Regions from separate parts of the Homo sapiens genome. Here region 1 is linked to region 2. The links are chromatin contacts, found by Hi-C or POLR2A ChIA-PET in ENCODE. All regions are on one chromosome and are shown on one strand. The core of a region is the stretch at or near the end of the contact, and the rest is flanking DNA. Distances in the headings are between cores, read along the strand shown.

Evidence for each region. A loop is a pair of places that touch in the nucleus more often than their neighbours do. ChIA-PET counts read pairs that join two places held with the same protein, here RNA polymerase II (POLR2A). Pooled maps may share reads with other maps.
Region 1: a loop to region 2 is called in a pooled map, with 2.4 times the contacts of the local background. The contact joins two enhancer-like sites. A Hi-C loop is called at or near these places in 1 of 168 maps with a recorded cell type or tissue (K562) and 2 of 50 pooled maps. POLR2A ChIA-PET finds 5 or more read pairs at or near these places in 2 of 52 experiments (HEK293 and T-cell).

What each region holds. Positions count from the first base shown.
Region 1 is chr10:71,747,344-71,751,617 of GRCh38, reverse strand. The region is part of intron 38 of CDH23 (cadherin related 23); the gene reads right to left. It overlaps VSIR (V-set immunoregulatory receptor), which reads left to right. Exons shown (of 7, transcript NM_022153.2): 7 at 328-4,062. The coding sequence ends at 365. Among named protein-coding and RNA genes, the nearest start is that of VSIR, 24 kb to the left of the region's middle. RefSeq lists enhancers at 2,646-2,775, 2,976-3,025, 3,411-3,620. Within about 2 kb of position 2,802, at least 29 of the 41 ENCODE cell types and tissues checked have a DNase peak (open chromatin) inside an H3K27ac peak, as active enhancers do.
Region 2 is chr10:71,640,916-71,645,645 of GRCh38, reverse strand. It overlaps CDH23 (cadherin related 23), which reads right to left. Exons shown (of 70, transcript NM_022124.6): 12 at 1,780-1,785. Among named protein-coding and RNA genes, the nearest start is that of C10orf105, 76 kb to the left of the region's middle. RefSeq lists enhancers at 793-842, 1,283-1,482, 2,284-2,928. Within about 2 kb of position 1,250, at least 2 of the 41 ENCODE cell types and tissues checked have a DNase peak (open chromatin) inside an H3K27ac peak, as active enhancers do.

The DNA of each region.
Region 1 (4,274 bases), core at 1,553-4,052, 100 kb before region 2:
CATGGCCTGCAGGGCATCGGCCTCACTCCCTGCCCTCCCTGAAGAGTTCCACGGCCTCACGGGGTGGGGTTGAGGGTGAGGGACAGAGGGGCCCCCATTCACCTCCCTGAAGAGTTCCACGGCCTCACGGGGTGGGGTTGAGGGTGAGGGACAGAGGGGCCCCCATTCACCTCCCTGAAGAGTTCCACGGCCTCACGGGGTGGGGTTGAGGGTGAGGGACAGAGGGGCCCCCATTCACCTCCCTGAAGAGTTCCACGGCCTCACGGGGTGGGGTTGAGGGTGAGGGGCAGAGGGGCCCCGTTCACTTTGCTTCTCCTTTTCTTGCAGACCCTGTCCCTGACTCTCCAAACTTTGAGGTCATCTAGCCCAGCTGGGGGACAGTGGGCTGTTGTGGCTGGGTCTGGGGCAGGTGCATTTGAGCCAGGGCTGGCTCTGTGAGTGGCCTCCTTGGCCTCGGCCCTGGTTCCCTCCCTCCTGCTCTGGGCTCAGATACTGTGACATCCCAGAAGCCCAGCCCCTCAACCCCTCTGGATGCTACATGGGGATGCTGGACGGCTCAGCCCCTGTTCCAAGGATTTTGGGGTGCTGAGATTCTCCCCTAGAGACCTGAAATTCACCAGCTACAGATGCCAAATGACTTACATCTTAAGAAGTCTCAGAACGTCCAGCCCTTCAGCAGCTCTCGTTCTGAGACATGAGCCTTGGGATGTGGCAGCATCAGTGGGACAAGATGGACACTGGGCCACCCTCCCAGGCACCAGACACAGGGCACGGTGGAGAGACTTCTCCCCCGTGGCCGCCTTGGCTCCCCCGTTTTGCCCGAGGCTGCTCTTCTGTCAGACTTCCTCTTTGTACCACAGTGGCTCTGGGGCCAGGCCTGCCTGCCCACTGGCCATCGCCACCTTCCCCAGCTGCCTCCTACCAGCAGTTTCTCTGAAGATCTGTCAACAGGTTAAGTCAATCTGGGGCTTCCACTGCCTGCATTCCAGTCCCCAGAGCTTGGTGGTCCCGAAACGGGAAGTACATATTGGGGCATGGTGGCCTCCGTGAGCAAATGGTGTCTTGGGCAATCTGAGGCCAGGACAGATGTTGCCCCACCCACTGGAGATGGTGCTGAGGGAGGTGGGTGGGGCCTTCTGGGAAGGTGAGTGGAGAGGGGCACCTGCCCCCCGCCCTCCCCATCCCCTACTCCCACTGCTCAGCGCGGGCCATTGCAAGGGTGCCACACAATGTCTTGTCCACCCTGGGACACTTCTGAGTATGAAGCGGGATGCTATTAAAAACTACATGGGGAAACAGGTGCAAACCCTGGAGATGGATTGTAAGAGCCAGTTTAAATCTGCACTCTGCTGCTCCTCCCCCACCCCCACCTTCCACTCCATACAATCTGGGCCTGGTGGAGTCTTCGCTTCAGAGCCATTCGGCCAGGTGCGGGTGATGTTCCCATCTCCTGCTTGTGGGCATGCCCTGGCTTTGTTTTTATACACATAGGCAAGGTGAGTCCTCTGTGGAATTGTGATTGAAGGATTTTAAAGCAGGGGAGGAGAGTAGGGGGCATCTCTGTACACTCTGGGGGTAAAACAGGGAAGGCAGTGCCTGAGCATGGGGACAGGTGAGGTGGGGCTGGGCAGACCCCCTGTAGCGTTTAGCAGGATGGGGGCCCCAGGTACTGTGGAGAGCATAGTCCAGCCTGGGCATTTGTCTCCTAGCAGCCTACACTGGCTCTGCTGAGCTGGGCCTGGGTGCTGAAAGCCAGGATTTGGGGCTAGGCGGGAAGATGTTCGCCCAATTGCTTGGGGGGTTGGGGGGATGGAAAAGGGGAGCACCTCTAGGCTGCCTGGCAGCAGTGAGCCCTGGGCCTGTGGCTACAGCCAGGGAACCCCACCTGGACACATGGCCCTGCTTCTAAGCCCCCCAGTTAGGCCCAAAGGAATGGTCCACTGAGGGCCTCCTGCTCTGCCTGGGCTGGGCCAGGGGCTTTGAGGAGAGGGTAAACATAGGCCCGGAGATGGGGCTGACACCTCGAGTGGCCAGAATATGCCCAAACCCCGGCTTCTCCCTTGTCCCTAGGCAGAGGGGGGTCCCTTCTTTTGTTCCCTCTGGTCACCACAATGCTTGATGCCAGCTGCCATAGGAAGAGGGTGCTGGCTGGCCATGGTGGCACACACCTGTCCTCCCAGCACTTTGCAGGGCTGAGGTGGAAGGACCGCTTAAGCCCAGGTGTTCAAGGCTGCTGTGAGCTGTGTTCGAGCCACTACACTCCAGCCTGGGGACGGAGCAAAACTTTGCCTCAAAACAAATTTTAAAAAGAAAGAAAGAAGGAAAGAGGGTATGTTTTTCACAATTCATGGGGGCCTGCATGGCAGGAGTGGGGACAGGACACCTGCTGTTCCTGGAGTCGAAGGACAAGCCCACAGCCCAGATTCCGGTTCTCCCAACTCAGGAAGAGCATGCCCTGCCCTCTGGGGAGGCTGGCCTGGCCCCAGCCCTCAGCTGCTGACCTTGAGGCAGAGACAACTTCTAAGAATTTGGCTGCCAGACCCCAGGCCTGGCTGCTGCTGTGTGGAGAGGGAGGCGGCCCGCAGCAGAACAGCCACCGCACTTCCTCCTCAGCTTCCTCTGGTGCGGCCCTGCCCTCTCTTCTCTGGACCCTTTTACAACTGAACGCATCTGGGCTTCGTGGTTTCCTGTTTTCAGCGAAATTTACTCTGAGCTCCCAGTTCCATCTTCATCCATGGCCACAGGCCCTGCCTACAACGCACTAGGGACGTCCCTCCCTGCTGCTGCTGGGGAGGGGCAGGCTGCTGGAGCCGCCCTCTGAGTTGCCCGGGATGGTAGTGCCTCTGATGCCAGCCCTGGTGGCTGTGGGCTGGGGTGCATGGGAGAGCTGGGTGCGAGAACATGGCGCCTCCAGGGGGCGGGAGGAGCACTAGGGGCTGGGGCAGGAGGCTCCTGGAGCGCTGGATTCGTGGCACAGTCTGAGGCCCTGAGAGGGAAATCCATGCTTTTAAGAACTAATTCATTGTTAGGAGATCAATCAGGAATTAGGGGCCATCTTACCTATCTCCTGACATTCACAGTTTAATAGAGACTTCCTGCCTTTATTCCCTCCCAGGGAGAGGCTGAAGGAATGGAATTGAAAGCACCATTTGGAGGGTTTTGCTGACACAGCGGGGACTGCTCAGCACTCCCTAAAAACACACCATGGAGGCCACTGGTGACTGCTGGTGGGCAGGCTGGCCCTGCCTGGGGGAGTCCGTGGCGATGGGCGCTGGGGTGGAGGTGCAGGAGCCCCAGGACCTGCTTTTCAAAAGACTTCTGCCTGACCAGAGCTCCCACTACATGCAGTGGCCCAGGGCAGAGGGGCTGATACATGGCCTTTTTCAGGGGGTGCTCCTCGCGGGGTGGACTTGGGAGTGTGCAGTGGGACAGGGGGCTGCAGGGGTCCTGCCACCACCGAGCACCAACTTGGCCCCTGGGGTCCTGCCTCATGAATGAGGCCTTCCCCAGGGCTGGCCTGACTGTGCTGGGGGCTGGGTTAACGTTTTCTCAGGGAACCACAATGCACGAAAGAGGAACTGGGGTTGCTAACCAGGATGCTGGGAACAAAGGCCTCTTGAAGCCCAGCCACAGCCCAGCTGAGCATGAGGCCCAGCCCATAGACGGCACAGGCCACCTGGCCCATTCCCTGGGCATTCCCTGCTTTGCATTGCTGCTTCTCTTCACCCCATGGAGGCTATGTCACCCTAACTATCCTGGAATGTGTTGAGAGGGATTCTGAATGATCAATATAGCTTGGTGAGACAGTGCCGAGATAGATAGCCATGTCTGCCTTGGGCACGGGAGAGGGAAGTGGCAGCATGCATGCTGTTTCTTGGCCTTTTCTGTTAGAATACTTGGTGCTTTCCAACACACTTTCACATGTGTTGTAACTTGTTTGATCCACCCCCTTCCCTGAAAATCCTGGGAGGTTTTATTGCTGCCATTTAACACAGAGGGCAATAGAGGTTCTGAAAGGTCTGTGTCTTGTCAAAACAAGTAAACGGTGGAACTACGACTAAACCCTGGGTCTCCTGCTTCCTCCTCACTGAATGGATTGGTATTATGGGCCAGGGCCTGGCTTGGCCTTCACCTTGGACTTGCTTAGAGCACATACAAGGGCTCTGGGAGATGAACTTGTGCCCACAGGTCCAGGGCTCCACTGTACTGCACACCAGAAACGTTCCTATCTGTGCTCTGCCTGCCCTGGCCTGGGCCTTCTTCTGGGTCCAGAA
Region 2 (4,730 bases), core at 1-2,500:
CTAGGCCCTCTGGAAACCTCCTCTGGCTCTCTTTTCCTTCCTTGTGCTGTCGGATGCCCACAGTGTCCCCTTCAGGTGGTTTGGTTCACTCTCCATTTCCTGCTCCCTTTCTCTGTCCCAGTGACCCCAGCTGCGGAGGGACCGGCCAGCTGCAAGACCCAGCGGGGAGACAGAGGAAGGAGGAGGAGAGAGGATGTGAGGGGAGTGGAGAGAAGAGAAGCAGTTAAGCGGCCATGACAGGCTTGGCCAGGAGAGGACACAAGGGATGCAGATGCTGTTCTTCCCCTCCTCCTCTGGAACGTGTCCAGCAGGGAGAACACTGGTTTGCTGACATGTGAAATGGGAATAACCCAGAGACTGAGTGGCAATGTGAATGGCCAGGGATCCCACACTGTTGCCAGTCCCGGGGGGCCCAGGATCCCAGACTGAGCACAGGGTGGCCACCCCATCACAGGTTCTGCTGTGTCCCAGAGGCCCAAGCCCATCATTTCAGGGAGGTGGGTGCCTCACTCAAGTTCAGGCATTTCTGATTATTCTAACCAGGGCTGTGGCTCACAGAGCCCCTCAGATGCTACCTGACTCTCCTCACAGAAAGCATGTGATGTGACTGAAGTCTCCAGATCATGGGGAGGAGACATGGCTGAAGGTGGGAGATTCAGCTTACTGACTCCCTGAGGTCTGGCCTGCTCAGAAAGTGATTCTACTTCCTCTTCCTGCCTGCACTTGGGGCAAGGGGATCACCTGCGCCCCCAGACTCCCCTCCAACTGGGCAGGCGGCCTGTGATGTGTAAGAGCCTCCTTCTGACCTCTCTTGCAGGTGCCCAGTAGGTCACTGACCTTGGCTTTCAGTCCAGAGGCAGAGGCTCTGGCTTATGGTGCAGAGCCCACCCCTAGCCCAGTGGCCAGCTTGGCACATGGGCCCTTTTCTCTTGAACCAGTGGCTGGCAAGGGAAGCCCACCCTCACATCTTGGTTGCTTAGGGTATGTTGTGGGACTCCTCTTAGAAACCTGTTCCTGGTGAGAGGGTGGCTGCGAGGTCACCCTGGCCCCAAAGACTCTCCGTGGTCTAAGGGGATAGTCCCTGCAAGGCTGGTTCCCATCCCGCTCAGGGCAGAGGGGGAATGATCAGGAAGTGATACCCCCAGTGAAGCCTGAGAGTTCACAAGATTCATGGGCCCCTGGGGCTGCCCCCTAAATGCTCAAAGGCACTTGTGGAATGAATGCATGCTAACGTTTACCCATCAGTCTCTTGGGTTTTTCCCATTTTAGCAAACTGGCAAATACACTTGCTGCATTTAGACTTTTCTTAAAGCCTGGAGACAGGCCTGTGCCCTGTTACTGGCACAGAGGTTTGGATGGAGAGGTGGAAGCTGAGCTCCCTAAGCCCTCTCTTGCCAATTCTGGGGTCCAGGCAAGCCGCGGGGCTCCAGAGCCCCAGCCCAAAGTGGCTCCCCAGGGGATGTGGGGGCAAGGCTCCTCTGGGCCTGTCAGGCTGTGGAGGTTGCAGCGCTCCCTGGTGTGGAATGCGTCCCGTCACATGGAAGGGACCAATTAAATGCCCGAAGGGGCACTAATAGCTGAAGCCAGTGGGGTGTGACAGTTTGAACAGGTGACACCAACTCCTCTCCTTCCCCTGAACCTTTGGTCCCTCAACCACAGGAGCTGGGGGCCTGAGAGGGTGGGGGAGGGCTGAGCTGTGCCCTTTTCAAAGCCCCTCCCCACTGTGCCCACCACAAGCCCTCCCCAAGCCCAACCCCTGCCCTTCAGAGGCTCACTTACCAAATTCTGTCAATGGGAGTCGGTCAGTCAAAGGATATGGAGACAGACAGAAGGAGCCGGAGAGGTATGGAGAGGAGGAAGGAACCAGAGAGAAAAGACAGTGAGACCCTGGGTCATGGGAGGGACCCCAGGATCACACCCTAGAGGAGCAGCTGTCCCCAGCCTCTGATGGGCCATAGCTTCTGGGGTCTGGAGGAGGCGTATTGTGTGAGTGTGCACACATGTGTGCTGGACAGTGAAGAAGAGGGACAAGCATGGGACCCAGAAGAGGCTCAACGGCATGAAGGGTGAGGAGGTGAGGGGGGGGCAAGGGCTCCTGTCTCCCTGATCTCTGTCCACTCTCACCCAGAAGGCCTCAGTGTAGGCTGGGATGGGAGGGGCCATCCCTACATCCTACATCCCTGGAGCCTGGATAAAATCCCTGCAGGAAACAACCCCAAACACCCCCATGTTTTTATTTTCCTAACATAAAAAATGTCAGAGACATGATGAGCAGAGACATGGCAAATTTTCCAGAAGTTAAAAAGTGTAAGGGGAACACACGCCTCTCCCTCTCCCCCTGAGCCCAGGTACTGACAAACCTCCCAGGGCAGCCACCACACCCCATTCCTGGGTCTCTTTCCCCAGGAAATCCATGCCTATATGACCATTATGGGTACATGCCACCCTGCTGTGACACTAACAGCATGCTATGCACATTGCTCTGTGTCCAGTCTTTTCACTTAGAACTACATCTTGGTGATTGGTCCATAACTGTGCATATAGATGATGATGCGAACGAGGACACTAACAACCTAGCACCTACTCTTGGTCAGGCACTATTCTAAACACTTTGTAAGTACCAAGTATTTGCTTTGTTTTCCTTAATGGCTGCAGAGCACTTGCATCACTGGGTTACAGTTCCCTCTGTGATTATTCTGGAATGTCAGCAGCCCCTTGAGGCTGTAGACCATGCCTCAGGTGGTGAAGATTCCCCAGCAGACCATGACACACAGTGGGTGCTCAGGGAGTGCCTGGGCTTCAGCAGCTCTTCCTTGTGTGTTACTGCTACTCCTCCCACGGGCCCCTCCAGCCCCTCCAGTGGAATTGAGTTCAGAGAGGTTGACTGAGCAGCCCATGGTTGCATAGGGAGCTGGTGGCAGAGTGGGGGATAAGAGGCCGGGCCCAGGCCGGGTGCGGTGGCTCATGCCTGTAATCCCAGCACGTCGGGAAGCGGAGGTGGGTGGATCACTTGAGGTCAGGAGTTCGAGACCAGCCTGGCCAACATGGTGAAACCCCGTCTTTACAAAAATACAAAAAAATTAGCTGGGCATGTTGATGCACGCCTGTAATCCCAGCTACTCGGGAGGCTGAGACAGGAGAATTGCTTGAAGCCGGGAGGCGGAGGTTGGAGTGAGACGAGATCATGCCATTGCACTCCAGTCTGGGCGACAGAGTGAGACATCATCTCAAAAAAAAAAAAAAAAAAAAAAAGAGGCCGGGCCAGCTTCTGGGCCAATGCACCTTCCCACAACCCTGTGCTGCTGCCCCAGCCAAGGAAGTGGAGCTCATGTCTGATGCGGGCATTCCCCATTGGCAGCACGAGTCCACAGTGTGAAATGCATTGGCCTTGCAGTCAGCAATGTTAGTTACCAGAACAAACTGAGATGTACCATCTGAGCGCTCCAGGGCCCAGTCTAAGGGGAGGACAAGCAGAGGAGGTTGCCCCAAGAAGGGGAGTTCTGAGCTGGTGTTAGGAATGAAGGAAGGTATTATTATTATTATTATTATTTAGATGGAAGCTTGCTCTGTTGCCCAGGCCAGAGTGCAGTGGTACAATCTTGGCTCACTGCAACCTCTACTTCCCAGGTTCAAGCGATTCTCACACCTCAGGCTCCCGAGTAGTTGGGACTACAGGTGCACACCACCATGCCCGGCTAATTTTTGTATTTTGTTTTTGTTTTTTGTTTTTGGTAGAGACGGGTTTTCGCCTGTTGGCCAGGCTGGTCTCAAACTCCTGACCTCAAATGATCCACCCTCCTTAGCCTCCCAAAATGCTGGGATTACAGGCATGAGCCACTGTGTCTGGTCAGAAGGTATTATTTTTGGACTCTTTTGGACTGGCAGAAAAGGGATTTCGGGTGGAGGAAGTAGCTTTAAACACAGAGTTCTTGATCCTTAGATCCTTAGCGTGTCTCAGAATCACCTGCAGATTGCTCCCCGATTCTTCTCCCTCCCCCAGGAATTCCTGATTCTGTAGGCCTGGGTTGAGGCCTGTAACTTTGCATTTCTAACCAAGTTCCAGGCGACGCTGATCCTGATCTGAAGCCACCTTTTGAGGAGCACTGTCCTAAGCAAAGGCACGGAGTGTGGAGAAGAATCATCAATGACTTATTATTTGCAAAGGGTCCATGTCGAGAAGCTTGGAGTCCCAGGCAGATGCCATCCTGAGGATGGCATTATTTCCATGAGCGAGACGGAGCCACTCTGAGCTCTGCAGCAGGGGAGAGGGAGGTGGCCTTGCAGCCACGTGCGAATCACACCGGTGCTGCCCTCCTCTCCCTAGATACACAACAGAATCACCAGTGGCGTTCTAAAAAGAAATGCAGATGCCCAGAGCCAGTGTGTCATCATCTCTGGGGGCTGGGAAAAGCTACATTTCTCTCGTGCTCCCCAGGGAACCACACTGCATAGCCAGGGTTGGGAAGACATCACTGCGGCAGGGAGAGTAGCTTGGAGGCACCTATAGGAGTCGAGAAAAAGGTGAGCAGTTGGAGAGGCAAAGAGGGGTAGTTCTCCACTGGCCACATATCAAAATTACCTGGGGAGCTTTACATAGGGTGCTGCCTATGCTGCACCCTAGACCATGGAGACCAGACTGAGGGAGGGGGTGGAAGCATAGGCATCCGCATTCTATAAAGCTCTCCAGTTATTCATTCCAAAGTGTATCCAAGGATGAGAACTACAAGGGT